Regions from separate parts of the Mus musculus genome. Here region 2 is linked to region 1. A link is a contact called in ENCODE Hi-C data. All regions are on one chromosome and are shown on one strand. Each heading gives the region's core, a stretch centred on a gene start or an enhancer-like site at or near the end of the contact. The rest is flanking DNA. Distances are from core to core; before and after follow the strand shown. Region 1 holds the start of Pou2f1 (POU domain, class 2, transcription factor 1). Region 2 holds the start of Tiprl (TIP41, TOR signalling pathway regulator-like (S. cerevisiae)).

Evidence for each region. Hi-C counts contacts between places; a loop is a spot of excess contacts on that map.
Region 2: a loop to region 1 is called in a map of heart, with 6 times the contacts of the local background. The contact joins the promoter of Tiprl here to the promoter of Pou2f1 in region 1. A Hi-C loop is called at or near these places in 2 of 37 maps with a recorded cell type or tissue (T-helper 17 cell and heart).

Annotation. Positions count from the first base shown.
Region 1 is chr1:166,000,432-166,006,167 of GRCm38, reverse strand. It overlaps Pou2f1 (POU domain, class 2, transcription factor 1), which reads left to right and starts at 3,534. Exons shown (of 16, transcript NM_198932.3): 1 at 3,534-3,606. The coding sequence starts at 3,546.
Region 2 is chr1:165,232,939-165,238,677 of GRCm38, reverse strand. Tiprl (TIP41, TOR signalling pathway regulator-like (S. cerevisiae)) reads left to right here and starts at 1,720. Exons shown (of 7, transcript NM_145513.4): 1 at 1,720-1,948. The coding sequence starts at 1,845.

The DNA.
Region 1 (5,736 bases), core at 2,285-4,784:
TGTGCTCCAATATAGGTAAAGCAGAGCCATTCTGGTAAAGAGGAGGTAGAGATATTGTTTTCTAAAAATCTGACCTTAAGCTAACCCTGAGAGTGGCACATAACATAGTTTGCAAACCTCTGCCATAAAAGAGTTATCAAATTGTACCCATAGAACGTCAAGCAAATTATTCCATTCTATTAGAATGTTAACTTCATGAACAGATGAAATATTTATAAAAATGATTATTTTATCTTAGTCACTCAAACCTATCATTAAAACGTATTTCCCAAAGTCTTCACTGCTTAGCCCTTAACAAGCATGTGTGGCAGTATGGAGAGTTAAGGTCTATTTAAGGAACACAGCGCCACTCTTTGTCTCATGATCCCTTCTCCCCGTGGAGGCAAGATCAAGTCTGCTTATTCCTAACAACATATTGTATCATGGGAACAATGGCACCTCACGGACCAAGAATGATGAAGGAATTTTGATCCTCATTCATGTATTTAGGAAGCAAGGAAGGAAAAGGAAGGCATTTTCTTTAAGAAAGACCACAAAACTCCAATTTAGTTACATGACCATACCTATTCACAAATCAAAACATTATTTGTCAATAAAAGACATGGCCTGATCCATAGCAGATCCATAGCAGAATGGTTAAGATGGTCTCTTGCTTATGTTTGAACTTCAGTTGCATCGTTTAAGGATAGTGTGACGCTGGACAATCTTTATGCTTCAATACCTCCATCCTGGAAAACTAAGATAATAGACTTCATGCCTTCCAAGGTCCACATGGATAAAAGAGGTTGCTACCTTTAAGTGTGCTAGACTCAAAACACTATCTCAGGTATTTCCTTATACTCAGCAACTAGTAAAGATCATGGTAACATCATATTTTTGAATGATCTCATCAGTTTAAAAAAAACCCTTATATAATTTTATTTGCTTTTAAAAAATCCAATAATCATTTATGTGTCACAGGATTTTCCCTGTCCAATTACATTAGTGCAGAGGCCTGTGACCAGACAGGGAAAGGGAAGGCGGAGCTAAGAGTTGAGAGACAGAGAGGTCTCAGGAGGAGGGAGAAGGAAAATGGAGGCCAAAGTGGTGTTATCAAAAGGTTAGAATATTTGGGTTAAAGTTTTATCATTATCAATTGGCCCTGAGATTATTTACTGGCATCTTGTAAATTGTGATATTATTGATACATAAATCTAATTGGTTAACTTAAGAGTCATTATTTTGCCGGGTTACTGGGTATTGTGTTATCAAACTTTGAGGATGGGGGACCTATTTGGTTAATGGAGTGCCGGTTACAGGGGATTGTGGCCGAGAGGGAACTAGTGGTGGCAGGAGTTTGAGAGCGTGGTCTGACAGTTGTCGGGTTTATTTTTTAATACCTTTCAAAACACTTATAAGCATCTACTAAAGCCAAGAGTTGGGCTAAGCACTGGGGACACAGATGCAAACATAAATACTGCCATTATGGAAAAGACTGATACAGACTATTTTAAACTTTTCCCACCCTACACATAGAATTATTCTTTAACTAATTCTCTCCACACCTACTTCCTTTGATGGAAATGAAACAATGCAGAATGAATAGTGTATCCACCAGGTTCAGTGACTTGAACGAAGGTCATATTCATTTAATTTTTGAACCAAAGAGCAAACTAAGACTAAATAGGAAGAAAATAGGTTAGTGGTGATGACTTCAAATTTGTACCTGCCAGGAATAGTGTTGTTTACTTCACTTTAAATTATATTCCAAGATTTCCCTTATAGTAATATAATTTTGTCATATTTCCAGATATTAATTGTAACATGGTTCAAATTTGCATTTCCTTTACTGTGCTGGTTTGTGTATTTTGAAATAATTATAGGGTGGACCAATTATTTGGTTTAAGCAGTCATGTGCACACCCTAAGGCTTAATTACTTCGAATAAATCAATCTCACCTCAAATCACTAGCTGTAACAGACAGACAGTTTTAGGTGTACTTGTGCAGAGTAAAGAATTCAACAAGCAACCTCGGGCTCACAATGAAAACTTTAACCGCTAAAATAATTGCTTCCAGGTAGGGATCTGTTTATTTAGGGTGTTTAGGGCTGTGTGTGTGTGTGAGTGTGTGTGTGTGCAGAACCTGCAGTTTTACCCAGTTGAAACTTAGGAATACCCCTCTCAAGGACAGCCTAGGACCTATTTATTCTTACCACACAATATTTTTGTTTTTATCCTTAGAAATTTTTTTAGGAAAATCTTGGGACTTGTCAAGAATTAGTAAAATAGATTTGGGTCTTCATCCAGGCCTTTTTTTTTTTTTTTTTTTTTTTTTTTTTTTGCAATAAAGGAGCAATCTGGGCAATATTTTGGCTAATTACTTAGGAAGATGGTCACAAGAGGAATATCACCACCCCCACCCCCCGCCCCCCGCGATCGTATTTACTGAACGACAGAGCAAAGAGAATTCGTAACCGTTGGCGCTATTGCCAACTTGCATGGTTTTAATCAGGTCAGTTTACAATTAGCCTTTAAAAGGTGCTCCAGAAGAAAAAAAAAAAAAAAGAAAAAAGAATCCCTACGCAGATGGGGTCTGTTTGTTTCGCACGGGTGGGCGCGTGCAAGGGCGTCCGGGCGACTCGGACGGCCGCTCCCACAGAGGCTGGGCCGGGCACGCGCGACAAGTGGAGGCGACTCTTTGCCTGGCTAATTAGAGCCGCCAGGACACGCCCCCAGGAGTCCGCCCGCCGGCCCCGCCCCGAATCTGCGGCGTGGGCTGAGGCGCGGGGCGGGGATTAGCTCGGATTCAAATTTAAAGCGGGACGTCCGCGCGTGGCCCAGCAGGTGCCTCGTGCCCGTTGCCCGCCGAGGGCGTTTCCGCCCCCACCTGCACACAGGGCCGGAAATTACCTCGGCGGGGAGCGGTCCCCTCCATTGTCGCAGTCAACTGCGAGGGAGTCCTGAAAAAGTGCGCGGCCGTGGAGCGCTCGCTAGTCCCTCACGCGTGTCCTCGCGGCGAGACGCCGGGCATGTTGCCCTTTTACAGTACCGCCGTGGAAACCCCGAACTTATCCGGGAGGGGACTAACACGGAAGACGGGAAGCCCATCCCGAGACGTAAACAAGCACTTGACATACTACACTTTGGGGTGAAGCCGCGCTCCCGGGGGGAGGGAGGGGGCGAAGAGACGCGCATGCGCTTCCTACCTCTCCGGCGCGTGGAGAAAACTGCGCGTGCGCACAGCGGCGCGGACGGGAGGGGGAAAGAAAAAAAAACAAAACAAGGAAGAGATGATTGGCAGGTTAGGGGGCACTTTAGAAGCCTGAGGGGGCGGGGTCCCTGCAGCCTGGACGCGCGTGCGCACCGCGCGCGCAGGGGGGTGGAGCTCTTCCAAGGGGGCCGGCGGAGAGCAGCGCCGGCCTCGGGCGCCCCCTGGCGCGCGCCTCGGGAGAGGAAGGAACGGGAGGGTGCGGAGAGGAGGGAGGCGGCGAGCAGGGCGGGAGGGGGAGGGGAGCGGGAGCGAGGGAGGGTTTATCGACCGGGCGATTTTGGTTAAAATATTCAAAATGGCGGACGGAGGAGCAGCGAGTCAAGATGAGAGTTCAGCCGCGGCGGCAGCAGCAGCAGGTAATCATTACAGCATTTTACATATTCATATTCATACTCGAGCCGGGCTCCCGCTGCCCCCCCCGCGACTTAGCATAATTTATTAGTACTCAGGATTATTATAATTAACGGCGAGGAGATGGGGGGCCGGGGAACACAGCCCCCTCTGGGCGCCGAGCGGAGGGGGAAAAGGAGCTCGGAGCGGCCGGGCGGAGGGGGAAGAAGACCCGGGGCAAAGGGGGCTGTGAGCCACCGCGCTCCTCCTGCCCCCGGCCCACCCCGCGGCTGCCGCGCCGGCCCGCCCGCCGGCACCGGCCCTCCTCCTCCGCCGGCCGCCGCCGCCTCCTCGCACGGTGCCCGAATCTAAGCGGGTCCACGGCAGGCGGCGGGGCCGGGGCACCGGGAGAGGACAATAAAGACATTTTACATATTCATAGCTGCTGGGCTGGCGGGGCGCGGCGGGGTGCGGGCGGGAGACCTGGACGGGCGGTGGGGGGGCGTGGAGGGGCCAGAGGTGGCGGCGAGCACAATGCCGGTGGGCGGCGGGGCCCGAGCGGACCCCGGTGGCCGGACACCCGCGCGGCGCCCCCCCAGGATTGGGAGCCGGCGCGGGCTCGGGCTGGGGAACGCTGCTCGCTGCGGGACGCACCGGGGAGTGGTGCCCTGCCCCCGGCCGTGCGGGGGGTCCGCGTGGGGCCGAGCCCGGGGGTCACGGCCCGGGGCCCCTCAGCCGCGCCCTGCTCGTGCCCGGGGCAGCGGCCTGACCCCAGCCAGTCCGTGTCTCTGGTTAGGGGCAGCGTGGCGTGGGCCCTGTGAGCTGGCCTTCGGGTTGTGAGCTCGCTCTGGGGTCCCCCGGACCCTTTGGAGGCTGGGCTAGGTGGGAGGAACCCTCGGGGAAGTTCCCCTCCGTGGAAATGGCTTCGGTTGTCCGTGTGTCCCGGGCCCTCACCCAGAGGTCCGCGCTGCTGTGGGTCGCGCGGGACAGTTGGGTTGGAGGTGCTCGCGGGGTCTGGTAGCTCCTCCGCGCACATCCCCCCCCCCCCACGCGCTGGTAGCCTTGGGGACCCTCTCGCTCTGAGGCCTCGGAGCTCTCGGAGGTCACCCGAGAACTGGACCGTAAAGGATTGCCCTCCTGCCCTCAAAGGGCTGGCCTGACAAGTTGATCATATTCTAGATTTCTCCTGTACTGCGGGGAGCGGGGGTGGTGGCTAGACACGGAGATCCCCCTCCCTGACTGTGTGTGGTAGTGCTTTCTAGCTGCGTGCTGGGTCTTCTCTACTTGCTTCTCATTTGAATAATGTCTAATTCAGGGAGGTTTATATTCTTGAAATGGCCGCCTGGCTTTCCCCGCCTCTCATGTTTAGTAATTCAGACCTTTAATAACAGCCACTCACAGCCCAACGCCGTGTTTATATTTTACATTCGCCCCATGTGCTTTTGTGGTTCGATATGATTCTTTTTTTTTTTTTTTCCTTCTCCTCCTCCTTGGCAATCCACAGGACTCTGAGATCAAACCCAGTCTGTGCTGGGAAGACAAGGAGAGAACTAGGCCTGGACTGCCCTAGTTGCCTAGGCCCTGTTCTCTGCTGCTTGATTTATTTACTAATAACCAAAATGACTCCCCCATCAACTGCCACTCGAGTCCCCTCCTCCGCAGGCAAAACACATCCTCTTGGGGACCTTCCAGCATAAAAACAGCTCCGAGCTAAGCATCAGCTCTGAGGTTGGCTTGTTTTCTTCTAAAAGGAGTTTATCTTTCAGTTCATAGTATGTGGACCTTATTTCCAATTTACAGAGGCTTCTGTGAGCTACTGGTTTAGTACAAATACAGGACTTTGTTGTGGGAATAGTCACTCTCTTCCTGAGTTAACTCGGTCAGGCTATGTAAAGATTTGTAGTATTTGTAAAACCGGCAGACTTCCCTTTCAGGAGTGATGGAGTAGCGAGGTATTTTAGAAAGTCCGGCTGACAACACTTGGATACTCTCTCAGCAGGGCTGCTTTTCCAGTTTCTGCACCAACTTGAAGGGAGGCCGGCATTCTTGTGCTGTTACTGACATAGACCTGCCTGTTTTAATTGCAGCAGTATGGAAAACAGAAATGGGGTTATGTTTTCCTTGGTCATGGTTAAATGAGTGAAAATAGAAGATAA
Region 2 (5,739 bases), core at 471-2,970, 770 kb after region 1:
TATTTTGCCAGTTTTCACAGGTACACTTCCAGATAACAAGTATGGAAATAAAATACAACATGGTAGGTTCAAAGATGGAGGAATGTGATTTTAGAGTCAATTGAACATGACTTGATACATTGTAGTTAGGAGAGACTCTCCTTCAGTGTGGTAGTTTGAGTAGCAGACCTGTTGTTGTCGCTGTTAGGTAGAATGATTGAAACTAAACTCAGCCTCAGCCATGACCTATGCTGAAAGAACAAGAGGCACATTTGTTTGTTTATTGAAACAAGGAATACATAGGCCTGGAATTTGCTATGTAGACTAGGCTGTTTTCAAAAATCACAGAGATTCTATACATTTTTTTCTTGGCCTAATGCAGAAAAATTCAAAGGAAGACTTCATATAGTAAGAATGTTGGAGGCTTGGTGAAAAACACACACACACACACACACACACACACACACACACGGCACTTGGGAAGAAGCAGAACAATCAGGAATTCAAGGTCCTCCTTAGCTACAATAGTGAATTGAAGGCTAGCCTAGGCTGGCTGTATGGAACTCTTTCAGAAAGAAAAGAGGATGGATTTCGTTGCATGTAATTTGCTCATTTACCTCCTTATTAGGTCTTCTAGCAGATCTAGATGATGTGAGGTTTACAATGTAACGTCAGTGAAAGGACCCCAGCCTCCTTGGGAAGTGCGTCAGGGGCCAACCTCTGGAGGTCAGTGATGGTAGACAATCCTCCACTATTCGGGATGAACATCTTTATCCTCTGCGGAAGCTGAGACGCCCTACTTTCCGTAGGCAATGGAAATAGAGTAACTATGTAGGAACCAAGGATAGGATGCCAACGGAATGAATTAATCCAGACACCTTGGGCAGGGGAAATTGATGATGGGTTCCTGGGACAGACACACAAACAGAAAATACCTGAGGAGGAAAAGGTTTACTTGGCTTAACACCTTCTGGTAGACAAGGTAGGAATTGAAGCAGAAATCATGCAACAACGCTGCTTAGCGGTTCCAGCGTCGATGAAACAAACACTGAGTGAATAAGAGAGGGGGTGTTGGAATTGAGATGGTGAACAGTTTTGAGATGCTCAAACATTAAACCATCTCATTTTGAGGCAGCTGGGGCCGAAAAGAATCAGTTGTGTTTTACCCAAAGATACACACAGTTGCACTGCAAGCATGGACGGAGCACCGGGCTTTCAGCGTCGTTTCCACTACACCTGTGTGCGGGTAGAAAAGTCTTAAAATATCATAAGGATAATTTGACGTTTCTTTCGTGGTACAAAGAATCAAACACAGGGCGTCGGCGGTTTGCACGGTAAGAAAGTGGGGCTCTTCCACTGGGATTCAAGGTGGAGGAGCTACTATTTGTCATTGGCTCCAAAGTCGCTGTTGGTGCTGGGCTTCCTGAGCGATAGGGACATTGGGCATGTCCTCTTCACCACGACTCATAAGCACAAGAGGTGATGACACTGCTTGGAGCGGTCTGTAAGGAGGAGGTAAGGCAGTGAAGCACGGGGCTCTGGATCCAGAAAGACAAATTCCCACATTCACTCTGGGGTGACGTCACCCGGAGACTTCAGGGCGGCGCGCCAGAGCGACACCCCCGCGCTCAAGTCCCGCCCCTCAGCGTCTCCACGTAAGACGTGTGTCACCCTGAGCTAGTGGTCCCGGAAGTAAAACCAGGAGGGGCGGAAGAGACGGCGGAAGGGCGGGCCTACGGCGCGGCGGCAGGGGGCGGGGCCGAGATGGTAACGGACGCGCCCAGGAGCCGCGCTGCAGAGAGGGCCATCGTGCGACCGCTGCCGCAGGCGCTTGCTCCGAGTAACCCTGCGGCTCCGCTTCTGCCATGATGATCCACGGCTTTCAGAGCAGCCACCAGGACTTCTCCTTCGGGCCTTGGAAGCTGACGGCGTCCAAGACCCACATCATGAAGTCTGCGGATGTGGAAAAGTGAGGCTGTGGGGCGGGGCCGGGCCGAGCCGAGCCGAGCCGAGCCGAGCCGGGCCAGGTCCGGTTGGTGTCCGGGCTGGGGGTCTGACGGTCTCGGTGCAGCCTCACGCGGTACTTGGGGCCGCAGGCTCGGTCCCTCTGACCGACCGTTGATTGACAACTTCAGTAAATGGTCCTGTTCCCTGCTCGCGGCGACCTCTGCTTGCTGGAACTGTAGCTTCTCAGGGTTGAACTGAGCGCGGCTGTTTTGGTGGACTTCACCTAAACCTCGCCGCTCCTTTTTTTCCTACCTAAGCCTGCGCAACCTTTCTGGGCGCGATGACCTGTTCCCTTGCGGGCAATGACGGAAATGGTATTTATGTTTAGTTTTGAGCTTCTTTGGTTCTGTGGTGTGCTCTTGAGGTTCTGAACATGAACCATTGAGTACCACAGACTTCAGAGGACGTGAGACCGTGTGACGTTACTGTGTGACTGTTTAGGATGAAGATTTCAGGTTTTTTTTTTTTTTTCTTTCCTTCTTTTAGCAAATCAGGTGCTGTGATAAGCACTTGAGATAGGACAGATGAAAGAGAAAGGCCCAAGGAATTCATAGTTTCACGAGAGACCGTTATATTATTGTGTGGTTGGTTAGGATGAAGATGTATACAGGTGTGTGTGCGCGTTAGTGTGTTCGCGCGAGGGTCAGTGCACCTGGGCAGAATCTTGATCAAGTCTGGAGACTGGATGGCCGGGTAAAGCCAGCACTCAGACTGAGATCTGAGGTGTTTGGGGATGCCTATAACTGTATCCTGACAAAGTTTGGGGGGGGGGCGCCCTGGCAGAGTGTTGCCTCCCTCGTCATTGGAGAGTTCTCTGTCTTGCTAAGAAGTTTGAATTTTATATAGTAGTCATCAGGTGTAGTTTTACTCAATATCTACATGCATCGTGGTTGTGTCTGGAAGGTTTCTTGGAGGTGTTGTAGAAGATGGAGGGCTGGAATGCTGGAGAGGAGGCCAGTAAGCAGGAAAGAGATGACAGAAGCTGAGATTCAGTGCTTAAGTTTGGTAGGCAGTTGATGGAAAGAAAGAAAAAGGGAGGCTCTTCAGGACCTTTTGTTGTTGTTGTTGTTGTTTAAAATTTACATATGTAAAAGAATCCTTTTTGAAACATAAGTTGTTTCAAATGTTATTAATTCAGAATATGTTTCTAATAGAATTGTTTTTGTTGTATGAGTGTTTTGCTGCATTGCATGTGGGCCTGGTTAGGGGGTGTCGTGGGAGAGGGGGCTGGATCCTCTAAATCTTAAACAAGGCCCAAACACCTCATTTCTAATGTTATGTTTTGCCTTTAGCAAATAGATACTACCAGTGATAGAGCTGAAAGACAGAGCATTTGAAGCAGCCTACCATAACGGAGCTGCTTTTCATGTAGCTGCACTATTGTGCATGACTACTAAATTTCACAAAACCTGTTAAAAGCCCTGGAGCTACCTTTATTATTTCATATTTGCTCTAATTCAGGAAAGTAGTTAAAACCTGTATTTTACAGACTCATCTTGTGGATCTCAATCTATCATTGTACTTAATCTCTTAGTCATTTAATGTTTTCTATCCCTTAAAGGTTAAGAATAAATTTTACCTAAACTTATGGTGAAAATGCCATTTCATTGTTTTTTTTTTTTTGTTTTTTTTGTTTTTTTTTTTTTGTTTTTTTGTCGTTGTTTTTTGAGACAGGGTTTCTCTGTATAGCCCTGGCTGTCCTAGAACTCACTCTGTAGACCAGGCTGGCCTTGAACTCAGAAATCTGCCTGCCTCTGCCTCCCAAGTGCTGGGATTAAAGGCGTGTACCACTCGCCGGGCCATTTCATTGTTCTTAACCATCTTAAAAATATGCAGTTTAGAAACCTCAGATAACAACAGGTAAAATAGAGTATGCACCCAGTTTTTGTCTTAATATACATCTTAAATATTTTCCCATCTTTCCTCTAAATAATTTAATGGTTTTATAATATTTCATCATATGGTTACAAATTTGTATAACCATCTATTCTTGTTTGTTTGTTTGTGACAAGACCTCTACATAGCCCTGGCTGTCCTGGAACTATGTAGATCAAGCTGCCATCAGCTCACAGAGATCTGCCTGCCTTTGCCTCCTGAGTGCTGGGACTAAAGATATGAGCCACCATACCAGGCTTAGTTATTGGTAATTGAGACAGAGTCTTTCTACATAGTCCTGGTGCCCTGGAACTCACTATGTGTAGGTAGGCTGCCCTTGAACTTGACCTGCCTGCCCCCCCCCCACCCCCCAAGTGGTAGGATTAAGGGCTTGTGTCCCCTTGCCTGGCCGTATAACCATTTATTTTGTCCTTTATGAAAATAAACAGCCGGGCTGTGATGGCTCACGTCTTTAATCCCAGCACTCTGGAGGTAGAGGCAGGTAGATGATCTGTGAGTTGGAGGAGAGCCAGGGCTACAGGGAGGAAAAAAACAGCATACGGCCCTTTTCACTATTATAACAGAAGTTATAACCATTAGTATATATAATCCAACCTCTCTGTATTTGGGGTTATTTTGTATAGATTAGTACAGTTTATAATTTGAGTCAGAAAGTATAAATCCGATTAAATTCTTTGAATGTTTTTGCTTGATTGTAGCTCCAAGGAGAAAGTCGATGTCCTAGAACATGAGTGAGTGAGCCAGTGTGATTAGGGCCCCAGGGGGGAATGTAGGTGACCTAGAGAGCCTAGTGAGCTGGTGCTGTGGCCTCAGGGGGGAAGCTGAGTCTCCTTGAGAGCCCTGTCAGCAAGTGTTAGCTTCTATCCTCTTTCTTCAATGGGATTGTTTCTTTTTCACCAGCTTTGAAATTTCTAAGAAGTTGACAGTTGACATTTCTACCAGAAGAGTTGGTTTTTGTCCTTACAAGCAACAGGCTCTTCATTATCTTTCCTTCAGAGCTATTGTTGATGCAGTCGTGTAAAAGCACAGAGTTCAGCAGATGTGGGAGCGTAGTGCATTAAGTCACCTCCTAGGCGATATTCAAACTTTTATTTTTAAACTGTCAGGGGTCTTTGATGACTCATAAATGAGAGAAATATTCTCCATAAAGACCTGTATTTCTTTCCTCTTAAACCTAACTTGTTTTATTTAATCATATAGGTTTTTAAAAAATTATTGATTTTAATATATGCACAAAGACCAGTTTGGTGAGTCTACTAGGAAATAATTTTAAAGCTATTGGAAAGACTATAATCATGCATAGATCTTTTTTTGACTTTATGTAAAACTGTAACCTTTAAAAGTTTTATTAGCATATATTGATATGTAATGGGTTTCATGATGACATTTTCCTATGTGATTCCTGGCAATCTCCTTGTTCCTACCTAGTCCCCTTCTATTTTCTTGTAAGAATATGCTTTTTCTTTTTCCTTTTCTTTTTCTTTTTCTTTTTCTTTTTCTTTTTCTTTTTCTTTTTCTTTTTCTTTCTCTTTCTCTTTCTCTTTCTCTTTCTTTCTCTTTCGCTCTTTCTCTTTCGCTCTTTCTCTTTCGCTCTTTTTCTTTCTCTCTCTCTTTCTCTCCCTTTTTCCTTTTCTTTCTCTTTCTCTTTCTCTTTTGCTCTTTCTCTTTCTTTCTCTCTCTCTTTCTCTCTCTCCCTCTTTTTCTTTTTCTTTTTCTTTTTCTTTTTCTTTTTCTTTTTCTGAGACAGGGTGTCAGTGTGTAGACCAGGCTGGCCTTGAACTCACAGAACTGAGCTTAAAGGCATGTGTCATCACTCCTTGCAAGAATACAGTCTCTTTGGTATTATTTTACCCTACC